Regions from separate parts of the Homo sapiens genome. Here region 1 is linked to region 2. The links are chromatin loops, found by intact Hi-C in ENCODE. Cell type or tissue: heart left ventricle. All regions are shown on one strand. Each heading gives the region's core, and the rest is flanking DNA. Links, peaks and the distances in the headings are about the cores only. Region 1 has its middle 24 kb from the start of ABCA3. Region 2 overlaps ABCA3 (ATP binding cassette subfamily A member 3).

Region 1 (5,374 bases), core at 189-5,188, 60 kb before region 2:
TTTCTCCATGTTTGTCAGGTCTCGAACTCCCTACCTCAGGTGATCCACCCGCCTCAGCCTCTCAAAGTGCTGAGATTACAGGCATGAGACACCGCGCCCAGCCACGGCCATGCTCTTAACACGCACAAGCTTCGGGGCTTTCTCACCAGGACTTCCCCCAACAGCAAATGGAAATTCCCGGGGTTCTTGGCGTGGATTGGGAGGGTAAAGAAAGGATGTGCACCAGCCTTCTATGTCATCTTGAAAAAATATATTCTTCCCCAGTATAAAATTCTTCTGAAAGTAACTGAAGCGCAATTGATACTTAACCTATGAAGAACAAAGAGAAAACAAATTCGGTTATGAACTCCTGAAACTCAGCAAAGGCACAGGACAGAACAAATCTGTGCTTGATGTCAGCTGTAACAGGATGAAGGATGCCCACACTGGCAGGTGTCCCCTGGGAGACCATGCTGCAACAGTGGTCTTCCCTGTGTACTCTGGAAATTCTCCGTGGTGCAAGCCTGGGAAACATACAGCCGCTCCTGAGCCCCCTTCAGGAATGGTGTGCTGCAGAACAGTTCAGAGCAAGGGCTCTGGAGCCAGACCACCCAGATTCTAACCCCAAATCTCCTACTGAATAGCCTTGACACCTTGGGCAAATTACATAAACTTCATTCCTCAGTTTCCTCATGAGTAAAATGGGGATATTAACAACGTCTACCTCATAGGCTACAGTAGGATTGAACCAGATGGTATCTGTGTTGCCTAGCATTAATAAATGCTTGAAAAACATTGTTGGTTATTTTATTAACATGTCTCTCTCCATCTACCAATAGCCCATGCAACTTCCAACAATTAATCATCAGATACACTGTACAACACAAAAGCTATACATGAGTGGTTTTCCCATCCCAGAACATAAACCAAATATTCCCATGTTTACAACATGAACTTTTCCTTAAACAAACTCACACTCATACCATATCTGAAGTCCATAAGATTATTAGTAATGACAACAATAACTAATCCTTCTGGAAAGTTATTTTGTTCCAGGCTTTGTTCTAAGCACTTTATAGGCATAAAACTCTTTTAGCCCTCACAACAATAAGGACACCGAGGCCCAGAAATGTTTTTCCAAGGTTACACAGCTGGTGAGTTGCAGGGCTGGAATGCAAGTCTGTGGAGGCTGATCTTGTAGTCTGCATCTGTCATCAGGCAGTTTAATATACGCCATCCTGTACCCTCAGGATAAAGGCTTGCTCACAACAAGCCTTCTAAAGAATTTGAAAACTGGAAGGGACCTCAAAGTCTAGGTTGTAAGACATGAAACACAGGAGCCCTTGCATATCTCCTTTGGAAATAAGATGACAAAGCTGCCACAGAGAAAAGCCGGGGGCAGGTCAGCCAACAAGACTGCAGAAGGAACACATGCTCAAGTCTCGGCAGCACAGTACAATTGTTAGAGAAAGGATGTTCTTACCGCAAGTGGCAAAGATCCATTGCTGTCATTGACGCTGTGGTCAAAAACAATTCCTGCCAATATGTAGAAAGCTTTGGGATCATCAATTATATAACGTTCAAACAAAGACACTGAAGAACAGCCTAAAACTACAGAGAGAAAAATCCCATCAGTGAGTGGCTGGTGTGAAGGCAAAGGCTACCCAGCTGCCCGCTTTCTACTTAAGGAGACTTAAGATCGACAGCTGACTGCTCCATTAACTCCAGCATTCGTTCTGCAAATACACGAGCAGAGAGAGACAGAAAATAAGGGAGGTAAGTTAAGGGACATGAATCTCATTATTTCAAGTCATAACTTTAACTGGGAAGTCTATAGTCCCAAGAACTGCTAGCAACTATCTTGGGGCATCAAGAAAGTAATGCTAAGAAGGAAGAGAATTTAAGTGCTGATCACATGATCTGAGACCTGGATCAAGCCTTGTGGTTTTTCATTAAAGAATGAGTTTTGTTCTTGTAGGAAGTTTAAGTTCACTTTTATCCTTTCAAGGCTTGTTTCTAGCCTGAGTTTTACATGTTGATTATTTTATTTTTCATTTCTAGAAGTTCTAGTTCCTTTTTTCTCCCCAAATTTGCTAGGTGACTATAATGACATGCTACCTATAAATCCTTTTACGTTGTCTTTTATTTCTTCAAACCAGCTAAACATAGGGATTTTATAACACGAGACTAATAATTCCATTATCTGGAATCTTTCCAGGTCTGTTTTTGCTGTCTGTTGTCATAGTGATAATCATCCTTGGTGTCCTGTTTCCTAGTATGTTTGCTCACTGACCTTGATACTCTTGTGGTGAGTCTTGAGATACAGAAGGAGGGTACATTATTCCAGGAAAAATATATATTTGCATCTGTCAATCTGAGTCCCACTGTCCCACTTCACAGTTCGAGGGGTTTTTCTTTTCTTCTTTCCTTCCTTCCTTTCATTCCTTCCTTTCCTTCCTTTCTTCCCTTCCCTCTGCCCTTCCTTCTTTCCTTCCTTCCTCCCTCCCTCCCCTCCTTCCCTTCCTTCTTTCTTCCCTTCCCCTCCCTCCCTCCCTCCCTTCCATCTTTCCTCCCTCCCTCCCTCTCTCCCTCCTCTCCTTCTTTCTTCCTTCCTTTTTTTTGACAGCCAAGTGATGTGAATTTGAGCTACAAATCTCAGAGCTAGGACCCTCCCTGCTGTGCTCAGTTCCAAGGCAACATTCAGGCAGTCGGGGGCATGTTTACATCCAGCACAACCTTACATTAAGTACCACCACTACAATGTAAGCATATGGGGTCCTAGATTTAAGGGGAGATAGTCTCATGATATACACCCCACCTTGAATGGGACTTAACTTTTTCTTCTTTCCCTCTGTGCCTTACAAGTCTATGAAAACGAGCATTCGATTTCCCCTAGTATGATGAATGTTTGATCAAAAGCAGTTTAGGGCCTCCACTGATCTCTTTGGGTTCTTTCCTTCATCTAGATTTTTTTTCTTTTTTTTTTGAAATGGAGTCTTGCTCTGTCTGATCTCGGCTCACTGCAACCTCCATCTCCAGAGTTCAAGTGATTCTCATGCCTCAGCCTCCCAAGTAGCTGGGATTACAAGTCGCACCACCATGCCCGGCTAATTTTTTGCATTTTTAGTAGAGACAGGGTTTTGCCGTGTTGCCCAGGCTGGTCTTGAGCTCCTGAGCTCAGGGAATCCGCCTGCCTCAGCTTCCCAAAGTGCTAGGATTACGGGCGCCACTGCACTTCAGCCTGGGCAACAGAGCGAGATTCTGTCTCAAAAAAAAAAAAAAAAGAAAGAAAGAAATTTCATAATCTCATATGTATAAGGTAACTGAATTAGAATACATAGTATTTTAGGATACCAGACAAGCATGAAGCACAACTTTCTTTTCTTTTTTTTTTTTGAGATGGAGTCTTGGCCTGTCGCCCAGGCTGAAGTGCAATGGCACGATCTCGGCTCACTGCAATCTCCACGTCCTGGGTTCAAGCCACTCTCCTGCCTCAGCCTCCCAGGGAGCTGGGACTACAGGTATGTGCCACCACGCCCGGCTAATTTTTTTGTATTTTTAGTAGAGATGAAATTTCACCATGCTGGCCAGGCTGGTCACAAACTCTTGACCTCAAGTGACCCGCCCACCTCGGCCTCCCAAAGTGCTGGGATTACAGACATGAGCTACTGCACCCGGCTGAAGCACAACTTTCAAAACAGTGATTTCCCCACATTTTACCACTGAGGGCATTTTTATTTTTTATTTTTTTAGAGACAGGGTCTCGTTCTGTTACCCAAGCTGGAGTGCAGTGGTGCAATCATAGCTCACTGTAGGTTCAAGAGATCCTCCCACCTCAGCATCCCAAGTAGCTGGGTCTACAAGCATCAACTACCATACCTGGTTAATTTTTTATTTTTTGTAGAGACAGGGTTTCACTATGTTGCCCAAGCTGGTCTCAAACTCCTGGAACTGAAAGCTTTTAAAAGAATTATCCTCACTCAGGCTGGGTGCAGTGGCTCATGCCTGTAATCCCAGCACTTTGGGAGGCCAAGACGGGCGGATGACCTGAGGTCAGGAGTTTGAGACCAGCCTGGCCAATAAGGTGAAACCCCATCTGTACTAAAAATAGAAAACTTAGCCAGGCGTGGTGGCGGGTGCCTGTAATCCCAGCTACTCAGGAGGCTGAGGCAGGAGAATTGCTTGAACCCGGGAGACGGAGGTTGCAGTGAGCCTAGATCTCACCATTGCACTCCAGCCTGGGCAACAAGAGCGAAAGTCCATCTCAAAAAAAAAAAAAAAGGAAAAGAAAAAAAAAATTATTATCCCCATTGAGTGGCACTGAAGCTTGGAGGGAAAAATCTCTATTCACTTTATGCCCTATATATTATTAGAATACTTTTACAATAGCATGTAGAGCAATTATAGTAATTTTGAAAAATTTCTCCTATAAACTACATATTTTGAAGAATGCTATCTACCTAACTACATTAATTTATTCAATAAATATTTATTGAGCACCTACTATGTGCTAGGTACTACAACAGGCACAGTGATGAACAAAACAGACATGGTTCCTATGCCCTCATGGAGGTGGAGTCTAGTGGAGAAAGGCAGACAATACACAGAAGCAAGAAAGTGAATATATATGTAAACATTTATTAAAATTCCCTTTTTGATAGAAAGTATAAAACAGGGTTCTGTGACAGAGAATAAGGCAGAGGTGAGAAACCTAAAACCGATTTAGCTGCTTTCCTAGGCATCAGTTCAGCTGAAACGTGAAGACTAAGAGGGAGCAATGCACAGGGAAGGCTGAGGGCAAAGCACTGTCAGAAGGAACACCTGCTGCAAAGGCCCTATTGGGAGAAAACCTCATGTAGCTGCTTTCTAGGAAGTAAAAGACCAACATGACCAGTGTGTGGGAGCACAATAAAGAGCCAAACTAGATAAGACTGGGAAAAAAGCAGGGTCAGAACCTGGAGAAGAGCTGGTTTTCTTTCAGGGCAATGGGAAGCCACTGAAGGGGTTTAAGCTAGAGACTAGCTGGATCCTATTGAGCTTTTGAAGATCTTTCTGCCTCCACACGGAGACTGGATTAGAATGGGACAAGAGGAGAAGCAGAGACCAGTTAACAAGTTAGAAGCTATTTCAGACCCTCTGACTCTCTGAATGCCTTCCATTTTTTATTAGAGACATATAATTGCCAATCAGACCTTTGGATTAATATGAGATAATAGGTGTCATGATAGTGAGTTAAAAACAAATACTTAACATTTAACATTTTAATTAGCCTTGAAGCCTTCTGACATATATAGACAAGACTCCATATGTTGTTTGAAATAATAAAAATATCTCATGGACAGCTTCCCCCCAACTACCACCTCATAGGCTCTTTAGAATTTGGAGACACTAGATT
Region 2 (5,374 bases), core at 220-5,219:
GCCGGGCGTGGTGGCAGGCGCCTGTAGTCCCAGCTACTCGAGAGGCTGAGGCAGGAGAATGGCGTGAACCCAGGAGGCGGAGCTTGCAGTGAGCTGAGATCGCACCACTGCACTCCAGCCTGGGTGACAAGACTCCGTCTCAAAAAAATAAAATAAAATTATTACATCAGAGATCTCAAAGTCTAGGGTTTTGAGGACTTTTTTTCTTTTTTTTTGAGACAAGAGTCTCGTTCTGTTTCCCAGGTTTGAGTGCAGTGGTGCGATCTTGGCTCATCTCAACCTCTGCCTCTGGGTTCAAGTGATCCTCCCACCTCAGCCTCCCGAGTACCTGGGATCACAGGCATGCACCACCATGCCCATCTAATTTTTTTGTATTTTTAGTAGAGAGGGGGTTTTGCCATGTTGGCCAGGCTGGTCTTGAACTCCTGACCTAAAGTGATCTGCCCTCGGCCTCCGAAAGTGCTAGGATTACAGGAGTGAGCCACTGAGGCTGGCTGGGTTTCGAGGACTTTTCATCAACCACTGCTCTTGGTAAAGGGTAGAATTAGCATCTTCCCAGTGCCTCCTGTATTGATTGGTGATGGCAGCAGAGACGCCTAAGAGAGAAACAAGTGATAAACGACAGCATTTTTTTTCTTTTCTTTTTTGTTTTTTGAGACAGGGTCTCGCTGTGTCACCCAGCCTGGAGTGCAATGGCATCATCACGACTCACTTTTTTTCTTTTCTTTTCTTTTTTTTTTTTTTTTTTTTTTTGAGACGGAGTCTCTCACTCTTTCACCCAGGCTGGAGGGCAGTGGCGCAATCTCGGCTCACTGCAAGCTCCGCCTCCCGGGTTCATGCCATTTTCCTGCCTCAGCCTCCCAAGTAGCTGGGACTACAGGCGCCCGCCACCGTGCCCAGCTAATTTTTTGTATTTTTAGTAGAGACGGGGTTTCACTGTGTTAGCCAGGATGGTCTCGATCTTCTGACCTTGTGATCCGCCCGCCTCGGCCTCCCAAAGTGCTGGGATTACAGGCGTGAGCCGCCCACTTTTTTTCTTAATTTTTATGAAATTAAATTGAGTAAAACACTTCCTTGGTCGGCCTTTGGCCTGTGGGCTCTCATTCTGCAAAGCCTGCTGTGGGCACCAAACCTGGTCTGAGCCCCTCCAGTTAGGCCTCCTCCCAACATTGCTGCATTGGGGGTCAAGTCTCCAACACATGAATTTGGGGGGCCCAGTCAAGCCATGGCACCATGCAGTTCCTAGCTGCAGCTTGCCAAGGTCTGGGTCTGTGGAAGGAGGTGGGAGTGTCCAGCGTTGCTTTGTCTTTCATTAGAACGGTTCTCTACAGTCGGCAGTGTCTTCTGACACTTTAGCTTTTACATATCTGTGTTTCCATGTTTACTCGTGTGTTGATAAAATGTAAACTTTGTTCTTTTGCTTTCTTTTTAACAATTTTTTTTTGGAGATAGGGTCTTACTCCATTGCCCAGGCTGGAGTGCAGTAGCATGATAATAGCTCACTGTAGCCTCGACCTCCCAGGCTCAAGTGATCCTCCCACCTCAGCCTCCTGAGTAGCTGGACTACAGGCACGTGCCACCACACCTGGCTAATTTGTCTGTGTTGCCTAGGCTGGTCTCAAACTCCTGGCCTCAAGCAATCCTCCTGTGTCAGCCTCCCAAAGTGCTGGGATTACAGATGTGAGCCACCACGCCCAGCTAGAGTGAATGTTATTAAAACAGACAAATCTCTGGTTGTTTGAAAGTGCAAATTCACCAAGGCTGGAGAGCATTATTTCCATCAGGGTCCTCGGCCAAACAGAGGGTGTTTGGACACACAGATCCCCAGCACTGTCAGGACTGCAATGTTGGCAAACCAGAGAGATGATGAGAAACACGAGCTCCATTAAAGAGAGCTTTACACGTGTTTGAAATATTTCTGTGATTAAAAAAGACTTATGGCCGAGGCAGGAGGAAGGCTTGAGGCTGGAGTTTGAGACCAGCCTGGGCAACATAGCAAGACCCCCATCACTACAAAATTAAAATGTAAAAAAATAGTTATACTAGGCTGGATGGGGTGGCTCACACCTGTAATCCCAGCACTTTGGGAGGACGGGTGGATTACTCGAGGTCAGGAGTTCAAGACCCACCTGGCCAACATGGCGAAACCCTGTCTCTACTAAAAATACAAAAATTGGCGGGGCGCGGTGGCTCACGCCTGTAATCTCAGCACTTTGGGAGGCTGAGGTGGGCGGGTCATGGGGTCAAGAGATCGAGACCATCCTGGCCAACATGGTGAAACTCCGTCTCTACTAAAAATACAAAAATCAGCTGGGCATGGTGGCGCACACCTGTAGTCCCAGCTACTCGGGAGGCTGAGGCAGGAGAACCGCTTGAACCTGGGAGGTGGAGGCTGCAGCGAGCCAAGATTGTGCCCCTGCACTCCAGCCTGGCAACAGAGTGAGACTCTGTCTAAAAAAAATACAAAAATTAGCCAGGTGTGGTGACGTGCTCCCGTAATCCCAGCTACTCCGAAGGCTGAGGCAGAAGAATCATTCAAACCCCAGAGGCAGAGGTTGCAGTGGGCCAAGATTGCACCACTGCACTCCAGCCTGGGTGACAGAGCAAGACTCTATCTCAAAAAAATAAAAAATAATAAACAAATAAAGACTTATACTGGCCGGGTGCAGTGGCTCACACCTGTAATCCTAGCACTTTGGGAGGCCAAGGCGGGTAGGTTGCCCGAGCTCAGGAGTTCGAGACCAGGCTGGGCAACACGGTGAAACCCCATCTCTACTAAAATACAAAAAAATTAGGGCTGGTTGCAGTGGCTCACGCCTGTAATCCCAGCGCTTTGGGAGGCCGAGGCAGGCGAATCACAAGGTCAGGAGATCGAGACCACCCTGGCTAACACAGTGAAACCCCGTCTCTACTAAAAATACAAAAAATTAGCCAGGCACGGTGGCGGGCGCCTGTAGTCCCAGCTACTCAGGAGGCTGAGGCAGGAGAATGGCGTGAACCCGGGAGGTGGAGCTTGCAGTGAGCCGAGATCGTGCCACTGCACTCCAGCCTGGGAGACAGAGCAAGACTCCATCTCAAAAAAAAAAAAAAAAAATTTAGCCCAGGCATGGCAGCATGCGCCTGTAATCCCAACTACTTGGAAGGCTGAGACAGGAGAATTGCTTGAACCTGGGAGGCAGAGGTTGCAGTGAGCCGAGATCGCAGCACTGCACTCCTGCCTGGGCGACAGAGCAAGACTCCATCTCAAAAAAAAAAAAAAAAAAAAAAAAGACTTATGCTAAATGCACATTGACCCACGTTGGCCTTACCGAAATCATAGATGTGGGTGCATATGTACGTGTGTACATATGTGCATATATGTCACAGATTAAATGCAAGCCTGTCTAGTCAGTGAATGAGCTGTTGCTGGTCTGTGACTTAATTATTTTGTAACCTGAGTTTATCTTCCAGGCTTGAAGAAAGCTGTCCAACTTGTTATAAAACCGGGAAGGGAAAAGGCATGCCAACCAAGCAGTGGCCATGCAAGGTCAAATGTGCACACGTGTGCCATCAGGGGCTTCGGGTCCCTGGGCCCCCCAGCCTGCTGGCTTTCGGGCCACTTTCCTGATGTGTCTTCCAGGCATGGGCATCCAGTGGCGAGACCTCCTGAGTCCCGTCAACGTGGACGACGACTTCTGCTTCGGGCAGGTGCTGGGGATGCTGCTGCTGGACTCTGTGCTCTATGGCCTGGTGACCTGGTACATGGAGGCCGTCTTCCCAGGGCAGTTCGGCGTGCCTCAGCCCTGGTACTTCTTCATCATGGTGAGTTCTGATGCCCTGCTCTTGAGCCGCCGCCTCTCTGAGTGCAGAGGTGTCCCCAGTACCTGCTCAGGGACCCCTCTGAGTCCCCAGCATGCAGCACCTGCGTGGGGCTGGCACACAGAACCCTGCCCTGTGCACAGGGAGTGGCGTGTCCCCCGAGGGCCCTTGGGACTGGTTCAGAGAGAGAAAGACCCTCCATGCCCAAGAGTAATCCTTCCGCTTCAGAGCCTGAGACAGAGGGGTGCAGAGAACCGGCTGCTCTGGCCCCTCTCTGCAAGACCCACGCACGCAGCCTCTGCTGCCCACCTCCCTCCTCAATCCTGCCTCCTTTCTTGTGAAAAGTATCTTATTGGGTTTTCTACCTACAAAATCTAGCTTCTTATAAAAATGTTCACATTCGGCCAGGCGTGGTGGCTCACGCCTGTAATCCCAGCTCTTTGGGAGGCCAAGGTGGGTGGATCACGAGGTCAGGAGATCAAGACCATCCTGGCTAACAAGGTGAAATCCCATCTCCACTAAAAATAAAAAATAAAAAAAAAACTAGCCGGGTGTGATGGCGGGTGCCTGTAGTCCCAGCTACTCGGGAGGCTGAGGCAGGAGAATGGCATGAACCTGGGAGGCGGAGCTTGCAGTGAGCCAAGATCGCGCCATTGCACTCCAGCCTGGCAACACAGCGAGAGTCTGTCTCAAAAAAAAAAAAAAAAGAGAGAAAAAAAGTTCGGATTCCTGAAATCTATAGCTCATTCCCACTGGTGAGATGAACACTGTTGACATTTGGTATGTACTTTGCTGGGTTTCCCTCTCTACACTTACTGTCATAGAGCACAGATGGATGGACATATAGCATAGTTTCATAAAAATGTGATTGGAGGCCGGGTGTGGTGGCTCACCCCTGTAATCCCAGCACTTTGGGAGGCCAAGATGGGTGGATCACCTGAGGTCAGAAGTTTGAGACCAGCCTGGCCAGCATGGTGAAACCCTGTTTCTACTAAAGAAATACAAAAAAAAAAAATTAGCTGGGTGTGGTGGCAGGCGCCTCTAATCCCAGCTACTTGGGAGGCTGAGGCAGGGAGAACTGCTTGAACCCGGAAGGCGGAGGTTGCAGTGAGCTGAGACTGTGCCATTGCACTCCAACCTGGGCGACAGAGCGAGACTCCATCTCAAAAAAAAAAAAAATGGGATCGGGGTGGACATAGTCGCTCATCCCTGTAATCCCAGCACTTTGGGAGGCTGAGGTGGAAGGATGACTTGAGGCCAGGAGTTAGAGACCAGCCTGGGCAACATAGTGCAACCCCATCTCTACAAAATAAATAAAAAATTTAAAAAATTAGCCAGGCGGCACATGCCTGTGGTCCCAGCTACTTGAGAGGCTGAGGCAGAAGAATCACTTGAGCCCAGGAGGCTGCAGTGAGCCATGTTCACACCACCACACTCCAACTTTGGTGAAAAAATGAGACCCTGTCTCAAAAAAAAAAAAAAGAATCATATTGTAAAAAATGCTTACAAGTTGCTTTTCTTAACCTAACAGTACAACTCAGATATCTTAAATACATATATATGTTTGTCTATTTAT

The links. Hi-C counts contacts between places; a loop is a spot of excess contacts. Peaks named below come from ENCODE experiments on the same cell type or tissue, not always from the same donor. Only the 100,000 strongest peaks of a DNase experiment are listed, where the experiment ranks them.
Region 1: a loop joins it to region 2, with 4 times the contacts of the local background. A loop is called at or near these places in 3 of 110 quality-filtered maps.

Annotation. Positions count from the first base shown.
Region 1 is chr16:2,361,897-2,367,270 of GRCh38, reverse strand. It overlaps the pseudogene ABCA17P. Among named protein-coding and RNA genes, the nearest start is that of ABCA3, 24 kb to the right of the region's middle. RefSeq lists an enhancer at 1-346. In heart left ventricle, for the core only: no CTCF peak of the experiment used is centred there; no DNase peak of the experiment used is centred there; H3K27ac peaks cover 505 bases.
Region 2 is chr16:2,302,396-2,307,769 of GRCh38, reverse strand. It overlaps ABCA3 (ATP binding cassette subfamily A member 3), which reads left to right. Exons shown (of 33, transcript NM_001089.3): 12 at 3,620-3,801. Among named protein-coding and RNA genes, the nearest start is that of MIR4717, 30 kb to the right of the region's middle. In heart left ventricle, for the core only: no CTCF peak of the experiment used is centred there; no DNase peak of the experiment used is centred there.